Linked DNA regions of Homo sapiens: region 2 is linked to region 1. Evidence: chromatin loops called from intact Hi-C (ENCODE). Cell type or tissue: GM12878. All regions are shown on one strand. Each heading gives the region's core, and the rest is flanking DNA. Links, peaks and the distances in the headings are about the cores only.

Region 1 (5,388 bases), core at 278-5,277:
AGAAGGTCTGATAAGATCCACCAGCCAAGTTTATGTCTCACATTCTCTATAGGCAACTTTTACTTGCTTGCCAGAGCATTGGAAATAGGTGATTGGGTCCAAAATATACCCATCATATCTTTAAATAATAGCATCATAAACTAATAACGATTCCTTTACCAATGAACATAGGCCATTAACATATAAAGATGCTTTATTCTTTTTAAAAAATTACCTCGAAGTTTGTTATTAGTATTCACTTTAGATTGTCTTTCCAGAATTGATTGGTTTTATGTAAAAAATAATTATAAAGTAACAATCATTTTCATGTCTCTATAAATGAAACAATTCAAAATAATTTAAAATGTAAAAAAGAGCACATAATTTGGGCTAGTCAGATTTTCTCTGGATTTTATCAGGAGTTCATTTACCAAAAGTCATAAAATTTGCCAAATACACCCTCACTGTTTGCCTTACAATGGACACATATTCCAAACATAGACAAGACCACAGGCAAAATTAAGTCTTTTGCTGATTTTAGATACAGACCACAGAGCGACTTAGCTGCCTTTAGCCAATTTCCCTGCTAGCTGGTCCTGCTCCCTGAGGTCCTCTCCCCTTCAACCAGAGTACTCTGTTCCCATCCACACCCTGCCCTCCTGGCCATGTCTATCACCAGGCCACACGCCGTGCTTCGCCCTGTCCTGCCAAAATACAGGCATGAGAAATGCAGGAAGTTTGGTGAAGTGTGAACATACAGGTTGGTTGAGAGGCTTGTTTTTTTTCATCTTCTACTCTACCTAGTGAAAATTGGCTTGCTTGTGTGCATAACAAAATGGACTTTTTCCTGGATTGAGTTTTACGTAGTCATTAAGATTAAAGTTGTAGTGAAAGAGGAACATCATATTATACTTGTATATAATGTTTAGCCTTTTCTGTTTACAAAGGAGTATATGATTTCCAAGAATCATTTTTTCACAATAAACTCTTTGTTAATAAGTTTAATTGTGTTAACATTATGAAATACAGACACACACACACACATGCCCTCCTTACTTAGATAAGAGCCTAGGACCTAAATAAAATAGTCCCATACTATAAAATAATGATACAGGCTTTTAAAGGAATTTTTCTTGTAGTTCTTACATGCTTTGCATGAGGACCTTGTGAAGGGAGTGATAAAATCCTATAAATTGTCTTAGTATTGATCGGCATAACAGGATTACATTAGCACCTGAACTGGAACTTCCTATGAGCCCATGAACACATTCAGAGAGATTAACTAAGACGATTTTCTTTTGCTATTTTACAAACTAAAGTCACTTTATAATTTATTGGCAATGTCTTTAGAGGGACAGAAAACAGAACAAAGGTCTTAAAGCTACTGAGCAAGGCACGGAGCTTATGATATTATATGCAATGATAATGCAAACCACAGGAAATTTATGGTGAGGCAGGAAAATACATTATATTATATATTTCCTGAGAACTGGAAATGATGTTGTGATCATTTGAAGTTAGGGAACATCTAATTCTGGATGAGTAATTATTTGGTTTGTACAACCAGATAACTTACCGTGTATGACTATCCTAGAAGGGGATGATTCTTTGGGTTTTCAATATTAATTGATTTATGTGGTATGAGATTGAATTGCTAACTTTCTTCTGGTCTGCTTGTAAATTTCTACAAAGAAGATCCTTCGCCTTCTGTCCTCTATAGCCATCCACCCTGATTAGCCAATGCTGCAGTCTCACAAGCGTGTGGGATTTTATTTCCTTAACTAAACTATTTGCCTAACTCAGAGATGTAAGCTCAATGGAAGAAGAAAAAAAAAAATTGACTGAGTTGTAATCATCTGGAGTGTTTGAAATAATTTGAATGGATGGGGATTATTTGCTTCAGAAAGCCTCTGTCTAACAGTATTCCTAGGAGCTAGGAAAACCAGCATTCTAATCTCAAACTCTGACATTTTTTGACAAGTTGCTTTAGTTCCCAGCATCATTCTGACCTTTGTATAATGAGAATAATAATATTTATCTAGCTTAGATTAAATCTTCCATCGTATTGTTGGGAATATTTCACTTTGATAAAGTGATCTTTCCTTTCAGATTCCTTACATGCTTTACAAATAAAATTGATTTAACAGTTTGCTGTTTCCTATTGCATAGATGTAGAAACCAAGACACAGAGAAATCATATTTTACTGCATATTTTGAGATTTAATAATAGCTAATATTTGCTGAGTGGTTACCTAGTGCCAGACATGGTACATAACCTCATCTGATTCTATAGTAACCCTGCAAGGATTGTACTCCTACTTTCATAGTAAAGAAAACAGTGGCTTTAAAAGACTAAGGGAGTTTCCCAGAATCATCCAATGAGTAGGGGGCACTGTCCAGATCACAGTGCAAGCATCTACTACCCCCAGCATTACCAAAACCAAGACAAGTCGAAGTTGTATCTCAGCAAGGTGTCCATGAAACAAGGTCCTGGCTTGGCCGCATTTGGAGTTCACTGTCCTATTGCCTGGGCTGGTTACCTGGTGAGCAATAACATTTCCCTTTCCATTTCTGAAGCCACTCTCAAAGACCAACCCTTTAGTGGATATTGTGTCTTTCTTTGGCTACACAGCATCTGATGGCCATACTTCTGATAGCAACCTCACCCTCAATTTGGAAACCCCCAAAGTTTCCTGTGAACCGAATGTGAAAACATCAAGCCCCCTCTGAGTCATGCTGGCTGTTTCCTGCCACCAGCTTGTGGCCTGGTTCTTTGCACCCAGCGCCACTGGTCAAAGCTCCCTCTTGTCCTCTGCTCCTCATGACCTACAGTGCAGGAATTACTGAAATGCTGTGGATTAGACATTTTTCCCTTTGCTATATGTGTGATGTCTTCGCTTCTCTAAGGTTTAATGCCAATCCCCTCAATTCAACACAGAGACCAATTCTCCCAGTGTTTTCCACTGCAACATTTTGCTTATACATATCAGTTCTGTTATGAAAAAGTAAAAACCAAAGTAGTACGTAAACATCAAAGAGAAACCTCCAAACCAAAGTTGACCTGTAGCCTTGACCTCGTTTCTCTTGGAAAAATTAGTGTGGAAAAAGATATTTACTTGGGTTGTTGTTGTTGTTCTTGTTGTTGAGACAGGGTCTTGCTCTGTCTCCCAGGCTGAATCTTGGCTCACTACAACCTTGACCTTCCAGGCTTAAGCAATCCTCACACCTCAGCCTCCCAAGTAGCTGGGACTACAGGCACATGACACCACATCCAGCTAATTTTTGTACTTTTTTGTAGAGACGAGGTTTCTCCACGTTGCCCAGTCTGGTCTCAAACTCCTGAGTTCAGTCAAGCAATCTGATCCGCCTGCCTCAGCCTCCCAAAGTGCTGGGATTACAGACGTGAGCCACTGTGCCTAGCTGGGTTTTTCTACTTGGTTGTGGAAGACTCAGTCTTCATGGGAGCCAACAGACCGAACTGCTTTGGGAATAGCTTTAACGTATTTGGCTGTGTTTTAAGGGTAATCTGGGGCCAGGTGCTGTGGTTCATGCCTGTAATCACAGCACTTTGGGAGGCTGAGGCGGCCAGATCCCTTGAGGTCAGGAGTTCGAGACCAGTCTGGCCAGCATGGTGAAACCCCATTTCTACTAAAAATACAAAAAATTAGCTGGGCGTGGTGGTGGGAGCCTGTAATCTCAGCTACTTGGGAGGCTGAGGCAGGAGAATTGCTTGAACCCAGGAGGCGGAGGTTGCAGTGAGCTGAGATCACGCCATTGCACTCCAGCCTGGGCAACAGGGCCAGACTCTGTCTCAAAAAAAAATTAAAAAATAGTTTAAAAAAGTAATCTGGGGGAAAGGGGGAATAGAGAGAGATTGGTTAAAGGATAAAAAAGTTACAACTAGATAGGAGGAATAAGTTGTAGTGCTCTATAGCTCTGTAGGATGACTGTAGTTAACAATAATATACCATTTCACATAGCTAGAAGGAGGATATTGAATGTTCCCAACACAAAGAAATGAGAAAGATTTGAGATGGTGGATATGCTAATTACCCTGATTTGATCACTATACATTATATATATTGCAACATCTCTAGGTACCCGATAAATATATACAACTGTTATGTCCATTTAAAAATAAAAAAGAAAAGTCATCTTTCAAAGTAAGCATTTCAATGAAATCATATCACTTCTCAACTTAAAATCCTCCAGTGGTTTTCCATCACTCCCAGGACAATACTCAAAACTCATTTTTGCACTCACTCTCAAGGCTTAGCCTACCCATCTCTCCAGCCTCACCTGGTACCACATCCTCCTTGCCAATCAGTCCTGCCAGTTTTCTTTCTTATTTTTATTTTATTTTATTATTGCTATTTCTCCCTCTGGATTTTTTTTTCAAATTTTCTCTAGATTCAGGGAGTACATCTGCAGGTTTGTTACATGGGTATATTGTGCAATGCTGAGGTTGGGGCTTCTGTTGAACCTATAACCCAAATAGTGACCACAGTACCCCACAGGAACTTTTTCAACCCACTCCAGTGTCTACTATTCCCATCTTCATGTTTATATGTACCCAATGTTTAGCTCCCACTTATGAGAACATGCTGTATTTGGTTTTCTGTTCCTGCATTAATTCACTTAGAATAATAGCCTCCAGGGGCATCCATGTGGCTGTAAAGGACATACTATTGTTCTTCTTCATGGCTGTGTAGTATCCCATGTACATATACACTGTATATGTACCACAGTTTCTTTATTCAATCTACTGGGCACCTATGGTGATTCCATGTCTTTGCTACTGTGAATAGTTCCTGCCAGTTTCTGATCACATCACAGCCTCCCATCCTGGGCCTTTGCGTATCCTTCCCTCTCCCTCTCCTCTTTCTCACTTCACCTAAATGCTTCTACTGATTAGTCATATTTCACTCAAATCCCCCCCAGAAAACTTTAAAATACACCCAAGATTATAAAAGACCCTCTAGTATATCCTTCCATAGAACATCATTCTTTACCATTAAAGAATTTATCAAAATTTATAAAGATATATTTGTCCATTGGTTTAAAGGTCCTCTAGACTTCTTGCCCTGTGAGTGCAAGAATGAAGCTAGCCTTGCATATCACTGTATCCCTTTCATCTAAGAATGTTCTAGAAATTGGTGGTGCCCAATATTTGATGAATAAACAAATGAATGAATAAATTTAAGTAGGAAAATGTAATATCAAAGTGTAAATAGTAGTCAATCTTGTACTTTCTCTCTTCAATATTTACTTATTGAAAAAAGCATGTATCACCTTTCTAATCAGAAAAAAACTTCCAGTTATTAAAAGTCAAAAAATAACATATACTGGCAAGGCTGCAGAGAATAGGAATCCTTATACATTGTTAGTGGAAATGTGAACTAGTTCAGC
Region 2 (5,388 bases), core at 61-5,060, 110 kb before region 1:
CTAATTAAAAATTTAAAAATTCAAAAAACGATTCCAAGGATTTCTGATCACAATTAAAATCTAGGTGTTTATGTATGGCCTATAAGGCCTAAAGGGATGTGACCCCTGGAAAACTCTCAAGTCTCTGTCACTCATTCACTGACCTCTTTGTCACTGTTCACAACACTCTGTCCTCGCTGCCAGCCATGTCCCTCCCTCAAATGCTCCATGATTCTCTCTCACTGCATCCAGGTCCCTGCTGGAGAACCGTCTCTTTGTTCCAAGCTATATAAAATAGTGATATGGTTTGGCTTTGTGTCCCCACCCAAATCTCATCTTATAGCTCCCATAATTCCCATGATGTGGGAGGGACCACGTGGGAGATGATTGAATCATGGAGGGGGTGGGTCTTTTCCCATGCTGTTCTCATGATAGCGAATGGGTCTCACGAACTCTGATAGTTTTGAAAATGGGAGTTTCCCTGCACAAGCTCTCTTTGCCTGCTGCCATCCATGTAAGATGTGACTTGCTCCTCCCTTACCTTCTGCCTTGATTGTGAGGCCTCCCCAGCCACATGGAACTGTAAGTCAAATAAGTCAAAAAAGTCAAAAAGGTTTCTTTTGTAAATTGCCCGGTCTCAGATATGTCTTTATCAACAGTGTGAAAACGGACTAATACAGATAGTACATGCTCCTGTGTTTTCCCTATTCTTCTGTCTTGCCTTATTTTTTACAGCACATATTGTTCCTGGCATAATTATATATATTTAAGTATGTATTTCTTATCTCCTTCACTTACTGGTGGTAAGCCTTCATAAGAGCAGATGTGCTTTGTTTACAACATAGATACCAAGTATCTACAACAGTGCCAGACACATAGTAGGTATCTAACAAATATGTATTAGATCATGACTCATAGCCTTGATTCATGAGTTCCAGCTGCTGGGCAAATCTAACCTGTGCTGCTGAGGTGATCCCATGGAAGAGCTCAGTTCTGAAGGATTTCCTAACATCACACATGATAAGGATAGTAACAAAACGTGCCCACTATGTTGCAGATAATGAGCTGAGCTTTTTTTTTTTTTTTTCTGGCTTTTTTGAAGATGTTTTCTTTTACATGAACTACTATGAAAGAAAAAAATTAGATAGCAAATAGAAATGTTTAATATGTTTTGATGTTTACATATGATACACTATTTATTTATTTATTCATTCATTCTGTCACCCAGGCTGGAGTGCAGTGGCACAACCACGGCTCACCTTAAAAGCCTGGTATGCTTCCTAATTCTCTTGATTAGTTAGCATTGACAAGTCAACTTGAAATGGCTAGAGAGAGTCTACCAGGTCATCATCAGTCTATTCTTCCTCCTCATGTCTGGATTTCTTTGAGATATCATCATTATCTTCACAGCCTTTCCTCTTCTTCATAATTACATTAAGTGCAAGCTCAGCAGAATGACATTGCTCCAACTTCGGTTTCAGAACAGCAGCTTCTTCAGATCTGGGTGGTACATACTTTTTTACTCAATTTCTCATGCTTTTCATTATATCTCGTAACAGTGACAAGCAAGTTCTGTTCTCTCTCAACATCAGACTGTCCAATAAATAACTTTCCGTAGTAATTCCAGTCCTGAAGGCACTGGATAAAATGGCAGGCAGGGCAATTTGGGAAGGTGTGTATAAACAGTAAGCAGCCATCAATGTGATTCTATTAAGAAGTTCATCATCTGTTTTCCTCAAAATGTCTGGATTCTCCAGCATTGCATAGTAAGTCTTTAAATCAGTGAGGAAGCACTCCAGTGGTCTATAGGGGTTGTGGACAGTCAGATGGAAATTTACGTTGCTGTATAAAAGGTAGTTCGTATTCCAAACTCTGTTCAAGTGTCTCCTCCTGTACGAGAGAACTCTCCCGAAGGTTTCCAACAAACTGGGGACTAGATACATTCAGTTTATCTACTTTGTAGGCCAAAAATGCACATGTGAGCATTATTATCCAGGAGTGATAGTTATTACTTATTTACCTTACTTAATCCTCAAGCGAAACTACCTCGGATTCTCCTTTTGAGATGAGAAACCAGAAGGATGGGCTTCACAGTTAAGAAGTAAGTGACGAATCACAGACTTTGTGCTCCTAAGTTTCTCGCTTTAACACAAAGCACAAACTCAAATGCCAATAGGGCCAAGCCATATTGAAAATGAGGGCTGCAGATTGGGAATCATCCAGTGGCCTTTCTTGCTTTTTCTTGTTTCTTGTTTTTGTTTTTGTTTAGAGATGGGTCTTGCTATGTTTCCCGGGCTGGACTGGAACTCCTGAGCCCAAGCGATCCTCTCGCTTCTGCCTCCCGAGTAGCTGGGACTACAGGCATGGGCCACCACTGTACTAGGCTTCTTCTTGTTTTCTTTTGTCAACTCACCTTTTTATTTTTTATTTTTTGAGATGGAGTCTCACTATGTCGCCCAGGCTGGAGTGCCCTGGCACAATCTTGGCTCACAGCAACCTGCGCCTCGTGAGTTCAAGCGATTCTCCTGCCTCAGCCTCCCCAGTAGCTGTGATTACAGGCACCCACCACCACACCCAGCACATGCCACCGCACTCTATTTTTAGTAAAGTTGGGGTTTCACCATGTTGGCCAGGCTGGTCTCGAACTCCTGACCTCAGGTTATTCGCCTGTCTCTGAGCCCAGCCTGTCAACTCACTTTTAATAGAAATCAGAATGCAGATAGGTATTTCTCTGTCATTAAAGAAAAAATGGTAGTCACTAATTCATGATGATGCTTCAAAGCAGGAGTGCAACAGGGAGCCAGGAGGACCGTGGCAAGTTGGAGTGTATGGGCAAATCCTGAAGGGGAAGATCCCATGTGTCCCTAGCCAGTCACTGCCATGAAGTAAGACTGGCCCAGAGCAGCCAAATCTTCCACTACCTCAAAAGAAACTGGAAATTCAGATTTTTCTATGAAATCTCCCAAGATTTTCAATGTTAGGTAAACACAGACAAGCACTAGAGACCATACAAGGCTTGTCTGCAGGCCAGGACACAGAGGCATGTCAGCCCACAGACACCGTGGTTGTAAATCCTGGCCAGAGTCCTGTGCTGGGTATTACAGTGAAGGGATGAGACGTGGAGAAGGGAAGAGGGAGAGAAGGTGACCTGAGAGACAGCTCGGAGATACATCCTAAGGAAGGAAGGAAAGACAAACACAAGACAGCGCCATTGCCCTATGAGATCATCACCCCACAAGCTCTCAGAGGAGGGAGAATTACTCCCATCTGGGGCAGCCAACGCAGGAATCATAGAGCAAGCGGGATCTGAGCAGACCCCGAACATTCGAGGCCAACTGCTTGAATGAGTAGAAAGGTACCTCCGCGTTTCAAGATTCAGACGAAACAATGAACGTTTAATGTTCTGAAATGCATAAGACACTCCATGCATTTAAAGAAGTATTTCCTATTTACAAACTAGAACCGGCATCATATATGAAGTTTATATTGTCTATTTCTTGCACATAAGGGTTTGTTACCATCTTATTAAGACAACGTGTATTTTTGACTCGAGTGCTAAAGCTATACAAGTTCTATTTTTAAATCAAATGGTCGTATGTTTATATTTTATACCTGGGAGTGCAAGTCACTGTATTTGTCTTATTCCATCCTTTCTTCCTTTGCATTTATTTATAGTTTCTTTGCTGAAAAAAAAATCAGTTGATTCTTAGGTTGTTAGTTCCATAAAAGCAGTTTTGAAAATTCAATGTGCCCATATATTTTAAAGTGACTTTCAATAATTAGGGACTGATTAGAAATGTCTAGTAGTGACAGTTTCTCTTTGGCTTTCGGTAACCTTTCTGTCCTCAGTCTGGCAGCTGAAGGTTTTTGGTTTGTGGCTTTTAAAGTGGTGTTAAGGGACATATTTCTGCCTGAGAACAGAGCTGTCCACCCACACATAGCCCAACTACACTGTGCTCATGCAATCATAAATTAAACAATAATTTAATTTTAAAATATTTAAAGATAATATTTACATTCCATATTGGGTGATACATTTTAAAGACAGCAATTTTCTGATGAATGTTTTTAATTTTAAGCACTCTAATATAAGGAATAATAAAAATGACATTTTAGACTATTCTGAATTTAGAAGCATAAATAGAGAAATTCGGGGCCTAGTTTTCAAGAATAGATGCTAAGAGAATAAACAAAATTAAACCTGTCATTATGTAAAATTTTTATTCGCCCTGTGCATGATATTTTAATATGCATTTTATGGAGTTTGTAGGAAGTTTAATTTTTCGTTTGGAGTAAAAGATAGTGTTACACGGTATAGGTGATAAATCAGGTTATCATAGTTATGTGTGTGACCCTTAAAAGGTGAACACACTAAATATACCTCAAAGACAGAGCCATTAACCTTAAAGTGGATTGCAGATTTGGCCTGTGGGAAAAAGAAGTGCAAGCGAGGTGTAGAGGTTTTTATTAGTACTCCCACTATTTGGTTATAGGTATTAGAATATTTGAACATAACATTTATAGGCTAGCTCCATAGAGTCTCCTGGAAATCTTTATTTCACTGGTTTTTCAACTTGACTTCTGCCTTTCCTTTCTGAATTCATTTCTTACTGTCATACTACTGGCACCTAGAAGAATTTCTCTCGACTATTTTAACAAGCCTTCAGCTGACTGTTTTGCCTACACACCTTATCAATTCCCACTTGTGTATCTTCACTCCTGTCTTTAAGACAATAAACAATGGAGAGAGTCAGATAGGAGTTTAAATTCCAGTTCTGCTATCATTTAGCCCTGTGTCTTTGTGCAAATTATTTAATCTCTGTGATTTCGAATATCTTTATTCATAAAATAAACACCTTCTGTGGTATTGTGGGGACTAAATCAGGTGGGTCTATTCCCCACATCTTGACCACAGAATGTTTGTTGCCACAGACAAAGCCCCATACTGAAATGGCTGATTAGAGACACAGTCCCTACTCAGCTCATCTAGCTCACCTTGGGCAAATCATCAGAATTCCCTAAGTCCGGCCGCCTCACCCAACAACTCAGGGGGCAGACGTGGTGACTCAGCCCGGCTGCTGTTCTTCCAGATCCACATGCTCATTGCCTCAGCACAGCTGGGGAGAATTTCCCCACCCACATCATACTGTATTTGTTCATGTATCATCTAGTAATGATTTTTTAGATTTTAAAAAGCAATATGATGCAATGAACAAGAGCTGCCTTCCAATCCTTTTATGTCTACACGCTAGGTGTTCGAGGGCAAAGGAAACAGCAGGTACTTGATAAAAGCTGATTACATAAATACTCTCCCCAATACAGTGTATAGCATTAACCTACGCAATACTAAATCACTACAAGCAGCACATCTTCCAGACTTAATTTTCTTTGAGTCTATGACTGAATGTT

The links. A loop is a pair of places that touch in the nucleus more often than their neighbours do. Peaks named below come from ENCODE experiments on the same cell type or tissue, not always from the same donor. Only the 100,000 strongest peaks of a DNase experiment are listed, where the experiment ranks them.
Region 2: it touches region 1 in a loop (2.0-fold over the local background); 1 of 110 quality-filtered maps calls a loop at or near these places.

The regions. Positions count from the first base shown.
Region 1 is chr4:182,016,574-182,021,961 of GRCh38, forward strand. It overlaps a transcript of TENM3 not described here. Among named protein-coding and RNA genes, the nearest start is that of TENM3-AS1, 130 kb to the right of the region's middle. RefSeq lists enhancers at 2,225-2,274, 2,315-2,824. In GM12878, for the core only: no CTCF peak of the experiment used is centred there; a DNase peak (open chromatin) is centred at 2,638; H3K27ac peaks cover 2,573 bases.
Region 2 is chr4:181,904,485-181,909,872 of GRCh38, forward strand. It overlaps a transcript of TENM3 not described here and the pseudogene CCNHP1. Among named protein-coding and RNA genes, the nearest start is that of TENM3-AS2, 77 kb to the left of the region's middle. In GM12878, for the core only: no CTCF peak of the experiment used is centred there; no DNase peak of the experiment used is centred there.